2 separate regions of the Mus musculus genome follow, and region 1 is linked to region 2. Evidence: chromatin loops called from intact Hi-C (ENCODE). Cell type or tissue: left cerebral cortex. All regions are shown on one strand. Each heading gives the region's core, and the rest is flanking DNA. Links, peaks and the distances in the headings are about the cores only. Region 1 holds the start of Sstr3 (somatostatin receptor 3). Region 2 holds the start of Eif3d (eukaryotic translation initiation factor 3, subunit D).

Region 1 (8,330 bases), core at 122-8,121, 580 kb before region 2:
GGGCTTGGGTCACTGCTTTTCCTCTGCCTTCTGTAGCATGCACAGCTTGTCTTCTAGGCTCCGTCTGGCTACACCCCAGTGCTCTTGCTGCTCTTGGTGATCACCCCATGGTACGTGTGTCTTCAAAAATGCTCGAGTTCTGTCTTAGGGCTTCTATTGCAGTGAAGCGCCATCATGACCATGGTAACCCTTGTTGAGGGAATTATTTAATCGAGGTTGCCTTCCAGTTTCAGAGGTTTAGTTCATTACCTTGACAAGAAGCAAAGTGCATGAAGGTAAGCATGGTGCTGGAAAAGGAGCTGAGATGTCTACATCTTGATCCAAAGGCAGCAGAAGACAGTGTGCCATACTGGGTATAGCTTGAGCATATGAGACCTCAAAACCCACTCCCATAGTGACACAGTTCCTCCGACAAGGCCACACCCACTCCAACAAGGCTACATCTCCTAATAGTGCCACTCCCTATGGGCCAAGATTTCAAACACATGAATCTATGGGGCCATTCCTATCCAGACCACCACAGGTTTCTTGCTGCAACTGAGCTGCAGTTTTACCAATAGCCTCTCCTGGCCTCTCTTCAGGGACTCCAGTCAGGCTACACAGTGCCAAATCTCAGCTGCTCTTCATGACCCATTTGTGTCTTCAAAATCAGGACCACCTGGGGGTACTCTTGCACTATCAAGTTTGGTTGCCAGCATAAGGTACAATCTTGGCTCCTTCTGGAACACAGATTCTGTGTGCTGACTCCCAGAAGACACTTTCCAGAAGATTTCACCTCAATAATGCTGTCTCTTAATCACAGCTAATTCTTTAGCCGAACCTGAGCAGAACCAAAGATTATTCACATAAATAGCCCAGCAATCTGCTTCCCTCTGAACTTCATAAGTTGGGCATCCATTCTCTGCATTGCTTTCAACAGGTTTATCTTCCAAGCTCCTACAGAACGGCTCACTGAGCTCTCAACACTCAACGCCTTTTGCAGCCCAAAGTTCTGAAGCTTTTCCATAATCCTATTCAAAACAACATGGTCAGTTCTGTCACGGCAATTACCCCACTCCTGGTACCAATTTAACTTAGCTAAGTTTTCTATTGCTGAGATAAAACACGGTGATAAAAACCACACAGGGAGGGAAGGCTTTAAGGCTTCATTTACTCATGGTTCCATATAATATCTCCATTGCATTCCAGTTTCCTGAGGTTCAACCAGAATGCCCTAACCAGCTCTGCTTACAACATTCCAGGGATCTACCAGCTCATGTCAAATTTTCAGATTCCTCCCACTAACACGTTCTAAAGCCTTCTGGACCACATAGTCAAGAATTATCATTAGACATCATTTCACTTCTCAGAACCAACCTTCCTGTGTGATTTTTCCCCCCTCTTTTGGTGTGGTAGCAACAAAATATCTGAAGTGCATAATCTAGGGTCAGAACGGTGTTATCTTGGCTTGTGGTTCCAGAAGCTTCCATCCATAATCAGCTGGCTTCACTGCTTTTATATCCATGGCTATGGAGAGAAGGGTGTGGTGGAGGAAAGCTGCTTGCCTCAGAACAGCCAGAGACAAGAAAGAGGAAAACGGAGGGAGGTCTCTTGTAATATGCGTGGACTGTGGACTGGGGATGGGCACAGTGAAGGGAGTCTAAGATCAAAAAGAAAGATGGCGTCCATGAGCTAAGCCAAAGTGACTCAGGGACAGAATGCAACACCCACCCTGCCCGTCCATGACAGCGAGGCATTAACTGTCTCCAGGCACACACACTTTCTGGAGGCTACACGCCTCCTAAGCAAGAGAGCACTGTAGGGTCATGTGGAAATTCTTAGCCCCAGAAAATGAATATGTTTATTTTTTTAAGTAAGCAAGTGAAAGAATGAAGAATGATAGGAGGGAGTAAGAAATCAAGATCTCTGCTGTAGAGGGGGCCGGAGAGATGCCTTGGCTGGTAAGAGCAATGAATGCTCTTTCAGAAGAAAGAAGTCGTTTTGGTTCCCAACACTCTACCCCCCAACACACACACACACACACACACACACACACACACACACACACACACACACACAGCTCATAACAACCATCTGGTCACCTCTTCTGGCCTCCTTTGGCACCAGCTATACATGTGGTACACAGACATATATGCAGGCAAAAACTCAGCCACATAAAGTAAACGGTTTACACTCAGGAGAGTAGGACATACTTCTCCCCAGCGAGGCACACTGAAGCTGGCCCTCGTGACAGGGATGAGGGTGAGCTGGCCCTGAGGGCAGGGGTGTGGGAGAGAGCTGACCCCTCCACTCATCTGCTGGAAGGTAGCCTGGGTGCAGAGGTGGTGCCCTCTCCTGAACTCTCCTCACCACCTCCTGCAGTCAGGAAAGCTGGCCTCAGGACAGGGAGCAGGAGAGTTGGCCCAGCCCCTCTCAGGCTGCAGCATTTGGAAGAGTGCTACCCTCCTCATCCCCAGCTCCACTGTATCACAGTGTATCCCTGTGTATCACAGTGGAGCTCCCTCTGTAGGCATGGCAGAGGGTTTGAGAGCAGGAGAGCTACTTGCATCCTACTGATGGCCTCATTGGGTGGCCTAGCCAGAGCAGTGCTGGAGAGCTCCCCATGATGGTATGGATAAGGGAGAGCAGGTGGGCGGACCAGCTTAGCTCTCACCCAGGCCTAGACCTAGAACTTTGATTTGGTCCACTCCAACATCTACATCATCTGTGAACTGTTGGTGTGTGTGTGAAAGGGCCAGTCCTGCCGATCCAGATCTCCACAACACATGGCAACAACAGGAAAACTGGGAGGAGCCAATATTGATGTCACAGAAGCCAGGGACCTTGAACCAGACCAGTGACTCACTGCAGTGAACATTCCCAAGTGAAGATTCGTGGGTAGGCGGAGGGATAGACTGTGGGACACAGTGTGACACACTGCAGCTTCCATAGTGAGATTTTTTTATGCTTTGTTTTGTGTGTGTGTGTGTGTGTGTGTTTTATTTGGTGTGGGGAGAGGGAAGTTGCTAGGGCAAAGGGTGAATATGAGAGGGTGGGGAGATGAGCCAGACTGGGGTCCATGATGGGAAACTCGCAAAGGATCAAAAAAAAAGGTTGTTGGGTATTTTTAAGGAAAAATTTAAAATGCCTTTTGTATGGGGTGGCCAACACTTAGGAGCTCAGACCTCGGAAGGTTGAGGCAGAAGGATCAACTGTGCAAAATCACTCTAGGCTCCATAATGAGAGCCTTTCTCAAACACACCACGTTTGTGCGTGGGGGTAGGGGTGTAGAGAAGGCAGAAGGATGCTTCGGAAGATGTGTGCACATAAACACAACTAAAGGTCAGAGCTGCCTCTGAGACAAACTAGGGAAGGGCCGTTGGAGGATGGCTGTGCCTTCTTCGTTTAAAACCTTTTTAGCACAAGACGATTCAGAAACATGTTTGCGAATAATGCTTGAAGAACACAAGAGCAAATCAGAAATGAAAAATAATTGCATTGCAGACAGAAAAGGGAGGCCCAGGGGAGGAAGCCTGCCTCAGAGCAGGTGATGTCTAAGCTTGTGGGAAGGGAAGGGGAGATGTGTGTGGGGGCAAAGGGGTAAAGTGCAATGATAGGTCAGTGGGGGAGGGGAAGGGCGACACTAAGAACTGTGGCAGTGTCAGGAGTGACAGGTGGCCATGGGAGAGCCTCAAGCAGTCAGTCTGTGACTCAGCATTTTAATAGAGTCCCTGTGCCTCCTGAGTAGGCTGGTCTCACTGTGCTGTCTAAGGGTCTGGGCTGGGCTAAGAATAAAATTGACACAGAGCAGATTAAAGGGAGAAGGGCGTGTGACTCAATCAACAGCAGGGACAGTACAGGAGAGTTCCCTGATCACTTTCCCCATGGGGGGCGGGGGAGGGGGATGCTCACGTCCTCATGGGCTCTGGCAGCAGCTGTCCTGTGGGAAGAAGAGGGTTAAACAGAAAGCAGGTTCTACAGGCCCAACCTTCCCCAGCCCTGTCTGGTAAGCAGGTGGGTTATGATCCTCCGGGTTCTGGGAGACTCCTCTCATGGCCTTCAGCCCCTGCTTTCAAATTGAGAAGGGAAGGTCACAGTGTCCTTCTTGATTTTCAAGTATCTTTTGTTCAAAAGAGAAAATCAGTGTGATAAAGCAGGGGGTGGGGTTGGCATTCTTAGAATCCTGTGAAGACTGCTGAGGCCTCTGGAGAGTCAGCCAGGTGAGAGAGGGGAGGGGTGTGTGGGCATCCCATGAGCCTCTTCTCTGTCTCCTGCCAACCGAGGTCAGGTGCCTGGCAGCCAAGTGGTTCTGCTGAAGGAGAACACTGAAGTTCCAAGAAGTGGGTTTTACAGTCATGTGGCTGGGGACAGAGCCAGGACAGAGTTCCACTGTCCAACGTTATGGTCCTCGGTTCCCTCACAAGCAGGAGCTCAGAAGTTAGAAGTCACTGGGTCACAAGAGCTGCTGCAGTGTGTGTGGGGTGAGAGTGGGGGTAGGATGGCTCATTCTGTTATCTGCATAACCCTATGAAGTAGGAGCTGGCAATGAGGTTCAGAGAGGCTCAGACACATATTTGAGGTCACACAGTCAGTACAAAGCACAAAGCAGACCTGAGACTCAGCTCCAGAAGGAGCCAGCAGAGGGTGACAAACCCCAAGATATCCTTAATGGGGACATTAGTGAGAAAGTTTGAGAGTTGGTCAGAAAGTCATCTCATGTTTTAGAAGACAGACTTGTTTCAGTAGCTAGGTCCTTCCCTGGCCCCATGGTGATACTCCTGGCTTCCAGTTGTGTCTGGGCTCCTGAAAAACTATTTGTCTCATGGCACCATTGCTGGCCATGGGAGCCCTCTATTGTGAGGGTGGAGACACCATCATGGTTTTGCCAAGGCCAAGATCACATGGGAAAGCCAGCCAAGTAGCCTTTGCAGGACCCCAGCAGATCTGACAGCCCTGGGGGCCAGGCCCAGCCGGAAGTCAGGGATTTGGGATTTTGAGCCACAGGCTTCTAGACCCTCAGATTTCCAGGGCAGGGCCATCTCGATGGGGTCCCTCTGGATCTGCATTGTCCCTTGCTCCCAGAACTCTAGGTGTGGACCTATACCTTCCCCTCTCTGTTCTGGATTACCAGAGAAAGGGCTCAACAGGAGCTTTGGGTCACTTTTGCTGGCAGAATTGGTCCAATACAATAATACACCTTCCACTCACTCGCTAACTTCTAGCATGCCCTCAGGAACCAGGTGTCCCTTCTTGTCCCTCTGCTACTCCTGATTCATCAGGCCATCACCCACGAACTCCATGAGTTCAGTCATCTCTCATCCATCCATCCATTTGCCCATTTATCCATCATCCATCCATCATCCATCCATCCATCCATCCATCCATCCATCCATTTGCCCATTTATCCATCATCCATCCATCCATCCATCCACCCATCCATCCATCCATCCTTCCATCCATCCATCCATCCATCCATCCATCCATCCATCCATCCATCCATCCATTCACCCATCCATCCATCCATCCATCCATCCATCTGTCCATCCATCCATCCATCTACCTATCCATCAATCCATCTGCCTATCTGTCCATCCATCCATCCATCCATCCATCCATCCATCCATCCATCCATCCATCTGGCCGTCCATGCATCTATCCATTTATCCATCTACCCATCCATCCATTCATCTATCTATCGATTCATCTGTCTATCCATTTGTCTGACCATCCATCCATCCAACCATCCATGTGTCCACCCTTTTATGCACCCATTTATCCATATTCCATCCTTTTTCATTTGTAATGGGGTCGAATGCCTACTATGTGCTAGGCTGGTGCCAACCCAGGGCCTCCTTGGGAACCATGTCTAGAGCTTGACCTTGGGGGACTGACAGTCTAATACAGAAAATCCATGCCCAGCTTCAGATGAGTCACCAGGAAGTAAATCACAGCTGCGAGGACAGACTCTGGACATCTGAGGGTGAGACTCCCTGTCCTGGGGTCAACCAGATAATCGTTTGCCCCCCACATGGGGATGGTGTAAAATCAGTATTCTAGCTGCAGGTAAAGCCTGTGCGAAGACCCTGAGGCTCCTGCCTGGCCTCCTGCTCCTGTCCTTGCCCTGGGTGTGACTCCTGCAGCAGTGAAAGAACCTTGAAAACCTAAATTAAGGTCCAGACCCCTGCCCCATTCTCAGGAGCTCCCTGCTCACCCAGATTGAGAGGACCAGATCCCAAGATGACCATAAGTACCCCGAGGCTTAGTTGTGATTGCCCTACCTAGATCCTTGCTTGATGAGAAGCCAGCTCCTCACCCAGCCTCATGGTTACCAGCTCCATCCCTGTACCCAATTCCTTTTTGTCCCAGCTAAGGTTGGACTCTCTTTAGTGATATGGTGTGGATTGTCTGCCCGGGGTAAACTCCATTCCTTTTATCCCTAGAACCTGGACCCAGGCTGGAGGCAATGGTGTCAGAGAATGAATGGACAAATGAATGAATGAATGAGTGAGTGAGTGAATGAATGAATGAAATTGATAAGCTCAGAGCTTAGAGAGCCAAAGGGAATCTGTGGGTAGGGGGCAACAGGGATAGTGGACAGCAGGTGACTGGGAAGCATCACGCAGGGCTGAGAGCAGAGAAACACAGCACCAAGAAGTCCCCCCCCCACCACCACCTTGGACCCTTAGGGCTGCTCAGAGCTCATGTCTGTTTTAGACCAACAGCAGCCACAGATGGCCACAGTTTACTACTTAGTCTGTGCAGTTTACAAGCCAAGAAAGAATGGCTTATATAGGTAGGCACCTGTGAGGAATCTGATGCTGGGGACCACCACCTTCATGCACCAATGAAGCAACATATTCCCCCTCCCAGGGAGCGCATCAGCTGATGTGTTATGAACAATTGTCTTCAAGGGCAGTTGTTATTATTCAAAGTGTATCAGTTAAGAGTGAGAATTTGTTTCCTCGGTGTATACCTTTGACTTTCGGCTCTCAAAGCCTAAAATACTTACTTTCTAAACCATCTCTCTGCTCCTCTGTCCAGATCCAACTGACCCCAGCATCACAGTCTCCTGGACCCGTCCTGCTGCTCCTAGAATCCTCCACAAGGGATATGTGGGCTCGGAGCCCACATCTCGGAGCCCACCCTGCCCTCTCCTCCTCATTCCGCTGAGCAGCCCCCTCCCTTATGGGTAACTACGTCCCAGGGATCTGGTGCTGTCCTGCCTCTGGCAGGCAGCTCCCTCTCTCTGCTGCTCCCCTCTTTTTTTCCAAGTCCCCGCAGGAGCCAAGGCCAGCGTGGGTGGCTGAAATCTCCCCGGTAACGAGATCTGCCTCTCCCTCTCCCGGCCTGGCCTCCGCCCCTAACCTGCGGCCCCTCAGTCTGGCACCTGCTGTCCGGTGCTCAGTTCCTCTTCCCGGCCCCTCCCGCACCCTCCTGCTCCCCCCACCCCCCGCGTCTGCTGGCTCTCTATGTCACCATCTGTGGCACAATCCTTCTCTGTCACTGTCCCCACCACCCCCTCTTTCTCCTTCCTCCTGCCTCCCTCTGTCCCTGCCTTTTTCTGCATCTCTCCCTGCTCCTCAGTCCATCTATTCTCGCCTCTCCTCTTCGCTCCTCTGTCCCTGCTCCTTGCTAGGCATCTCTCCTTACTCCCCCTCATTCTGCCTTTCCACCCACACACTGTCTCCTCTCCCTCTCCTTTCTCTCTCTCCACCTCCGACCCTCCCCCTCCTTTCCTTATTTTCCTCTGGCTTCTTATGTCCCCTGCTATCTCACATTTCTGTCATCTTGAGAAGTGTCTCTTGCCACCCCCAACTGGGTGCCATCCGAAGACCCCCCATCCCGTGTCCGGCACCCTCCACGTGTCCTGGAGATGGGGGGTGACGTACCAGGTGCGGGTGACAAGTCAGGGCCGAGGACCAGATGGGAGAGGCGACGTGGGCTGACGTGGCCCCCAAGGACCTAGGAAGGGTCCACGCCCACGAACGCTGGACGAGTGTGCACCGTGTGGCACCCCAGCTGGCTGTGCTCTGGTGGTACCTGGCTGCAGAATGCTAACCAGCCTGGCAACTACAAAGGGAGTTCTTGCCCAGTGGGCAGGTAAGAGAGCTGAGGTCATGGGAACTTGGAGGGTGGGATACCTGGGAATCTCTAACCAGATTGAATTTGGGGCTAAGTCTGGGGCTGGCAAAGGGTAGGGAGTTCCAGAAAGCAATGAGGCTTCTGGTGTGTGGGCTGGAAGGCAGGAAGGACTATTAATCTCAGCATCTTGTGCCATCATTCCAGAGTCTTGGAGCCTCTGTGCAGCAGCATGTCAGAACTGGACCAAACCAGACGCAAGCTACCATCTG
Region 2 (8,330 bases), core at 167-8,166:
ACGGTCATTTTAAAAGTCATTTGTGGAAAGCACTTAGCACCTTGACTGGAATACAGTCAGCACTCGGTAAATGTTATATCCCTCTCTACGGCACTGTGGGTTCCATTAGAACATGCACTTCCCTTATCTAGACAGATGTTTTATCAGAACAGAACAGTATAGCACAGGCTGGGGCCTCTCACTTCCAGATGTGACTTGTAGGAATGCATAGGAGGGCCTAGCAGGCTCTTACAGTTTACTTCCATCAGCATGGGAGTTCTCTGAAACAAGAATCAGCTCTGCCCAGCGTTAAACATGAGATCCTAATGCAAGGGGGGGGGGGGACTCTTAGCCATGCAGAGAGAATATCTTCTTGCCTGCTGTCTCCAGTCCTTTCATTTCTTTACTTAGTCAACAAATCCTTATTAAGTGCACACTCTGTGCCTAAGGTTCCATGTACTGCCAGAAACACGAATCAAGTAAGTACTCGGGTAATACAAATGTCAAAAGGACAAGACACTGGGAGACGATAGGATCGAGAGTAGACACCTGCCTTGTTTGCCTGCTTTCCGCTCCTGGTCAAACGTCACTTTTTAAAATATTTTTAATATGTATAGATGCTTTGCCCGCATGTCTGTCCATGCACCACTTCCATGTCTGCTATCCACAAATGCCAGAAAAGAGCACTGGATCCCCTACAACTGGTTGTGAGCCACTATCTGGGTACTTCGAACCAAACCTGGGTACTCAGAGAGAGCAGTTGAGCCATTTCTCTGACCCCCAAATGTCACTTCTTAGGAGACACCTTCCCTTCCACGCCAGTCTTCCTCTCATTTCACACAGAACACCCCGAGGGGATGAAGCACACCTCTCTCATTTGCTAGAAGAAACCCTGACGGAGCAGGTACAGGGAGGGTCTGCCTCTCATGCCTTTTGGCCAAGCGTAAGGTTTATACTAAAGCCTGTTAAGCTGTGCTAGTGTGTGGCACATGTCTTTGATCCCAGCACCCAGGAGGCACAGGCAGGTGAATCTCCATAAACAGGAGGTCATTTTGGTCTACATAGCAAAATCTGGGCTGGCCAAAGATACGAATTGAGACCCTGCCTCAAAATAAATAAATAAATAAATAAATAAATAAATAAATAAATAAATAAATAGAATGATGTAATCATAAAACTCGAGGCTTTGAAACATAAATCCCTATGCTAGCCTTAACCATTATGAGCCATAATGAGTTCTTTACTCAATTTCTCAAGGAGATTTTGTGCCTTTCCAAGCTAGACAGACTGTGAAAAACCTTTTGCTAAAAGAGGCCCCAGTTTCCAACTTTCTGACAAGAATGTAAACTTTGGCTTGAGACAGGATCTCATATAGCCCAGGCTGGCCTTGAACCTCAGTCTGAAAATGGCCTTAACTTCTGATCTCCCTATCTCTACTTCCTGGGTGCTGAGATTACCAGTATATACCAACATGCCTGGGTGCTGGGAATCAAACCCAGGAGGGATGTAGGTGAGTCTTTTTTGTTATTTCCTGTCTCTAAAAGCAGGTTCTAACCGCCTTAGGTCCACAAAACACTTCTTGGGCACACTCTAGAAAAATGCCACCCCACAAGAGTGACACAGAACTGCAGAATTGTAGTTGGGGGGGAGAGGTGGCAGGGACCCTCATGAGAGAACAAGCTGCGCGGTGAGCAGAGAATGAGGCAGGACCCTCCAAATCGCTCTCCATCTGAGAGAGCAGAACAGCTGGGCCACAACAGGGGAAAGATGACTAAACTCCAACGACAAGCTGTAGCAGATGGCCTCTGGGAGCCACTGCAAAAAGAAAGGGGAAAGGAGAGAGGCATGATGGGAGCAGTTCAGCAAAGATACATGCCTCTTTATATTTTAAGGCATTTTGATTTTCTACTGATCTGGGCTCTTGCTATGGAGCCCAGGCTAGCTTCAGGTCTGCCCAGGCTGACCTCCCATTTGCAGCAATCCTTCTGTCTCAAGTTTTCAGGTGTTGGGAGCTCAGGATCAGCTGGACAATTCAGTGAGAACTTGCTTAACAACTGTTTAAGTCCGAAGGATGGCTGTTTTCAAAGCAAGTGACTTTTCTCACAATCTCCAACTTCACCAGCTTCTGTCGTTATGATCCCTCCCCTTCAGTTTCAGAGTAGAGGGATCCCAGAACATGCTGCAACTAACTCTTAAAGACATACAAACAAACACACACACACACACACACACACAATAGGACCCAGACAGTGACAGTAAACCTTTGGGGCAGAAAGTACAGCAAGTGTGGGACCTGCTGGGAGAGGAATGAGAGCAGGGTCGTGGTGGCCAGAGCAGAGGTTGTTCAGAAGGGCAGGGAGATGTCAGGCCACATCTTCCCTCGGAAGTGTGGGAAGAGCTTTGAGCATCCTGAGGAGCAACCCACTGGGAGTATGAATGGTTCGAACAATGAGGGAGATGGTACTATGAGGGCAGACAGCACTCAGGTACGGCTGAAGTTACAACACAGACAGGCTAGTCCCAATGTGGTGGGAAATTTAAGTTAATGACGAGGACCCAGCAGGACCCACCAAATCCTGAGAACACAAATTGGGGAAACGGGAAGGCAAGCTCATTGGTAAATTAGTGAAATGGGTAATCCCACCAACATTACCATTTCCAACACAGGTAGAGGCCAAATCACCTGATCAAATTCATCCCAGTGGTATCCACGGTAAGGACCCGAATGTGGAAATGTCCTTTGACAACCATTTATTTTACAATTTATTATCTAGCATTTCCAGTTTCATTAAGGGAGGAGGGGAGAGAGATGTCAGATATGAAGGCCATAAAACTACACTTGGCTGACCCTGGACACCACATGTATCTAAGATGTTTTTTTTTTTTCTTTTTTTAAAGATGTATTTTCTAATCAAGGAGATCTGCTGAGAAACTATCAAGGAAACATAAACAGCAGGCAGAAGGGACCAGCTTTTTAAAAAACGCCCATCCCGAGTCTCTTTCCAGACGGCTGCAGGGGGTGGAAGACGCCAAGAGGTCACACTGACCCGCACCCTGTGAACTGTGATGATCAATTAAGACGTAGCTTGGATAGCCCCGATCTGAATATCGATTTAGAGCGAGGCACTCTAAATCTGCTTTAAAAAATAGCGACCAGAAATCTCCGTTGAAAGACGCTTGTGACCTGTGGGACAAAGGTTTGAGTCCTAGCGGGCACCCCGAAGCTCTAGCAACCCGGACTAGGCAGGTCATTTGCCACCCTGCGTTGGGGCCACAAGTGACAAGCACACGAAACGCGCCGGGCCACTCTCCAGATAACGATCAGCCAGACCGACGACCACGCTGGGGCCAGCGAGCGCGGCGGGGCATTGTGGGAGGCAGAGGAGGCGAGCCTGGCGCGAAGCATTATGGGACACCGCGGGGACAGCTCCGACTCCCCGCCCCGGCTTCTCTGGCCCCGAGCGTGACCACGATTCAGTTCTGAACCTCTCCGGGCGTCCCCAGACGCCACTGACGTAATCCCCTCACTTGTGTCTGGCACCTCAGGGGCGAACGAGGATTTTTTTTTTTTTTTTTTTTAAAGCCGAGAGCTGTGACACACTTCCGGTTGTGTCTCACTTTACGGCTTGACATTTTTCCGCTGACTAAGAAGGAAGTGGTAGGGCCATTTACGACAGCGCTGGTCGCCGTTTACGGCACCGGCCCCTGCGCGCGCATCTTCCCTCCTGCCTTGACTCCTCGGAGTATCCCGGCAATCGCAGTTTTTTCCCCGGGCCATCTGTCGCCATCCGGGCCCGTGAAGGCTTTTGCAGGTGAGCGGCTTGTTTCGTGGGACCCTGCGGACCTCGCGAGCCAGCCTGGGCTAGACGTGGCTTCGGGAGCTCCCGGAAGAGCCTTCCTTTACGTCCTGTCGCCTGTGCCCCTCCGCTGGGCGGGGCGGGAATTGGCCCCCGGTGGTCCCAGGCACGACTCAGAATGCAGGACACCGGACCTTGTGTGTGGATCCCTCGCTCGGCGCTCTGCTCAGCGCCGTGGGGTGGGTTGTGGGGCGACGTAGCCTCCTCTAGGGGTTCGAACAGATTGTTTCTGTGCTCCGAAATGGGGGGCTGAGAGTAGGTTCCAGCTCTGATCGGAAACGGAGCCCAGGAGTTAATGGCCCCCACCTGTAGTGTCCCCAGTGACCCACACTGTATTGTGGCCAATACAGCTGTCGCGCCGTTTTACTTTTCCCCTACTGCTTTCTTTCTGATTCACGTGTGCAGTAGCCGAAGGACCAAACCCTGTCCATCCAGGGAGATAGATGATGATGCACATCAGGCCTTGAGCCATCTTGAACTTGTGACAACTCAAGTTTACAGTTGCTTTGGGGGCAGCCTGTTGGGTATGGCTTAAAGCCCCAGGTGGTCAGGCTGCCAGCTACCCACAGTATAACCAGAAGGAGGTCGGGCCTAAGTAGACAGCCTTGGAAACTTTTTGAAGGGATGGGCAGATGGACTCCTTAAGTTAGCAGAGCTAGCTTTGTGTCTCAAAGATGGGGTGTGTGGTAGCAGTCGGTGGTAAAGCGTCCAGCACAGCACCCCAACATCCTGGGGCCTCTTACTTCATGTCAGCTGTTTGAAGGCCACCACACCCCACCACCACCACCTCACCCTCTCTCCCACAACCCCGTGTTCTTCCTACAACTTAGCATACGTTCATATTTGGAGGGTGAAGCTCCTGGGTTTACTCTTGTCCGTGTCACCTAAGTATCACCAGCTTCCGTGTGTCAGAGGAGGAGGAGAGGCTACTGAGCTCTAATGGTGGACAATTTCAGGTTTCTTGTGTGTGGTCAATGCATGGGTTTTTTTTTTTTCCTTTTGTTGTTTGCTTTGGTTTTTGATGGGAAGTGTCCAGCAAGCCCCTGGATTATACAGCTATTAGCTTTTACTTTCCTAAAATGAGCTGTGGTATATACTATATACTGCGGGGCCAAAGCTACACTGCCTGTGTTCAAATTTTCTTACCCAGAAAATGGGACTGGCCCCACGGGATTGTCCGAAGGGTTTAGTGAGCGCGTGTGCTGTAAGCGGTCAGAACAGTGTCCTGGTGCTCCTGCGTATGGACATTTGACACTCGGCCGCTTTTGCTCTGAAGTTTGTGACCACCTTGGTCACCAATGGTCCTTTTGCTTGGCTGCATGCACTGTACAGGACTTGTGCTGATGGAAAATTGGAAGGGTGGGGTCTGATTGAGGGTTCAGGGGATGGTCTTGTTTGGTTGGTTTTAGTCCTTTATTTTTAGGATTTTGTTGTTGCTGTCTGTGTATGCACGTGTGTGGGAGTTTGTGCTGTGGCATTCTGCTGGAGAAGGCCACGTGTGGGGGTCTGTTCTCACTTTCCACTTTGGTTCCACCTTTACTTGTGGCACCATCTCAGCAGCCCGAGGGTCTTTAAAGCACTGTGTGCCGGTGCCTTTGTGTAACTGAGTGGTAATTGTGCAGGGTGACAATCACCAAGACTTTGACCGAGGCCCTCTGATGGAGACTGGGTTTAGAGACATTTGCTGTTGGGTGCTTTGGTGAAGGTGTTTCGGGGAATTCACTACTCTTACCTCCTTGAATAATTGAAGACACCTTTATCATATGTTCTACTGAGAAAGACGGGACACCCCATCAAGGAAAGGCACAGCTTCATTGCAAAGATGTTCACCAAAGAACCTGTCCTAGAATCAGTGAGACATAGGAAAATGTCGCTGGTGTTGGCAGGGTTCTGCGTTTTGAGTGTTCTTTGAACAGTTTACAGGAAAACCCTGTCCACAGTGCTCGAGAGCCAGGGTGCACCTCTGCAGTGCAGCTTCAGTGGAGGGTGGAGTGTTTGGAACTTGGCGGCCTTCCTTCTGAAACTTCTCACACTGCTTGTGTTCACAGGTTTTAGAAGATGGCGAAGTTCATGACACCTGTGATCCAGGACAACCCCTCAGGCTGGGGTCCCTGTGCCGTTCCTGAGCAATTTCGGGATATGCCCTACCAGCCATTCAGCAAAGGAGATCGGCTGGGAAAGGTATTGGGTCCCTTCAGCTGGGGCAGCTACTCCACAGTTCCCCACTGCCTTTCTAGTCTCTTGATGGATATCCTTCCTTTGGGGCTACCACCTAAGGAAGGCCCTGACCTCCAGAATGAGTCAGAGCCAGGGTAGCCACGTGCAGAGCATCAGAGGCGACACTGATGCCTTTTGTCGCTGTCGATGTCAGCAGAAGTCTACTCGCCTGACCTGTTGTCTTCCTTGTCCCTCACAGGTTGCAGACTGGACAGGGGCCACATACCAGGACAAGAGGTACACAAGTAAGTGGTCCTCGGCGGCCCGTCCACATCTGGGTCTTGGGAAGCTCATTACTTTTTTCAGTAAGCCCCACATGAAAGGTTTTTAGAAAGGAAAGGAAATGGTAATGGTAGTTATTGGAAGTATATTCTGGAATAGAGTGTACACAAACCATGATTTTTAGTCCCAGGATGGCCAGAGATTCCTGAAAGCTACTTTGCATTCTGTTGCTTGGGACTTCTGGAGCCATCAATCCATGGACTCTCGGCTCTGAGCCTTAGTTTTAAGGTTCTGGTAAGGGAGGCCGCTTTCCCTGGTGCCAGTTAGATGTTTGGAAGTGGCTGCCTAGAGTACCAAGTTAAAGTGGATGAGGTCCAAAAGAGGCTGTCGGGGTGGAAGGCTGTGTCCGCAGCTCTGGGTGATGGCTGGGGTGGTGGTACAGCTCAGATTCTTACATGACCACGCAGAGGTACAGCGGGGTAGTGGCATCCTTGGGCTCTTGGTAAGTTGTTTAGACCCAAGCTCTTAAACCTTAAATGTGAGTGTGAATCATGAATCACCTGAGAGCATGTTTAAATACAGGTTCCCATCTGTCAGGTCTGGGCAGGGGCGGTGAGTCTACCCATCTCACAAGCTTCTGGCCAGTGCTTCAGGTCAGGAGCACACTTAGGCGAGTGGGGTCGAAGCCTGGCATGCACCATGAGCACGACACTCACTGTGTAGGTAGCACTTAGCACACACTGTCACCTTTGCCTGCAGACAAGTATTCCTCTCAGTTCGGTGGGGGAAGTCAGTATGCATATTTCCATGAGGAGGATGAGACAAGCTTCCAGCTGGTGGACACGGCACGGACACAGAAGACCGCCTACCAGCGGAACCGGATGAGATTCGCACAGGTAGGCCACGGCTGGCAGCCCACACTCAGCTCTCACTGAGAGCAGAAGTTCCTGCTGCTCAGCCGCCATCTTGGGAATACTGATGAGAAAGGAAAGGCTTACAGACCTTTGGCCAATCCCAAGTGGCAGTTTAGTGACCAGTTGTGTCAGAATAATGTGAAACGGGTCTAGGAATACATTGAAGGAGTTTAGATTTTTGTTCACAGTAGTTCAGACATCACACAGCTGTGCTGGGAACCCAGTGCCTTGCTGACTTGTCATGTACAACCTTTGTTAATTACATGGTTTGGTAGGGTGCCTCCTGCTACATAATGTTGCAAACTTTGCAACTCCAATAAAACTAGTAAACCCACATTAAAGTGGGAATGACAGTCCAAGCTAACACAAGTGCTACTCCCCTTAGCCCAAATTCTGTAGTCGCTGTAGAGTAAAAGTAAAGAGATGTGAAACTTAGAACTCACGCCGTAAACTTACTCTCAAGATACCATGAGCCTTGTCTCCGAGGGGCTAACATGGGTCTCTTCCTGCTCCCCAGCGCAACCTCCGCAGAGACAAAGATCGGAGGAACATGGTGCAGTTCAACCTACAGACCCTGCCCAAGAGTGCCAAGCAGAAAGAGAGGTGAGCGTCCCTTCCTGCCAAGTCAGAGTTATGTTCCCAAATGGGCTGTACTCAAAATCACAGAGCAGGGCAGGGACTGGCTATCTTTCACTCTTGAAAAAGAAAGCAAAACCTCCTCACCTATTGCTGCCCAAGACTGGGCAATGGCAGACAGACAGGAGGTGGGTGAGGCGGACATTTGAAGTGGCTCTGTGGCCTCTACATTCTGGATGCCTGGTTTCAGGCAGCACCACTTATGCTATATCCTGTGGGCCCTTGGGGCTGGGCACAGCAGCCACTGCACCCTAGCCAGGGCTGCCATGGGAGTAACTGGGCTGAATGCTGGTTGATACTAGTAGTGCGCCTCTGCTCGAATCCCCAGTGTGTTCTACATCTAAGCCCCTATTTTCTATCCTGGTAGCAGCTAGGAAGGATGATGCGATTCAGCTAGAAGCCGACACTGAAATCACAGCATTTTGTCTGTCTTTTCAGAGAACGAATTCGCTTGCAGAAAAAATTCCAGAAGCAATTTGGAGTGAGGCAAAAATGGGACCAGAAG

The links. A loop is a pair of places that touch in the nucleus more often than their neighbours do. Peaks named below come from ENCODE experiments on the same cell type or tissue, not always from the same donor. Only the 100,000 strongest peaks of a DNase experiment are listed, where the experiment ranks them.
Region 1: a loop joins it to region 2, with 2.3 times the contacts of the local background. A loop is called at or near these places in 4 of 42 quality-filtered maps.

What each region holds. Positions count from the first base shown.
Region 1 is chr15:78,543,885-78,552,214 of GRCm38, reverse strand. Sstr3 (somatostatin receptor 3) reads left to right here and starts at 7,870. Exons shown (of 3, transcript NM_009218.3): 1 at 7,870-8,079; 2 at 8,266-8,330. In left cerebral cortex, for the core only: a CTCF peak has its summit at 4,619 (motif pointing right); DNase peaks (open chromatin) are centred at 4,518 and 7,560; H3K4me3 peaks cover 1,359 bases; H3K27ac peaks cover 1,375 bases.
Region 2 is chr15:77,966,144-77,974,473 of GRCm38, reverse strand. Eif3d (eukaryotic translation initiation factor 3, subunit D) reads left to right here and starts at 3,650. Exons shown (of 15, transcript NM_018749.2): 1 at 3,650-3,791; 2 at 5,885-6,017; 3 at 6,253-6,298; 4 at 7,035-7,171; 5 at 7,707-7,792; 6 at 8,264-8,330. The coding sequence starts at 5,895. In left cerebral cortex, for the core only: no CTCF peak of the experiment used is centred there; DNase peaks (open chromatin) are centred at 3,405 and 3,646; H3K4me3 peaks cover 2,152 bases; H3K27ac peaks cover 1,452 bases.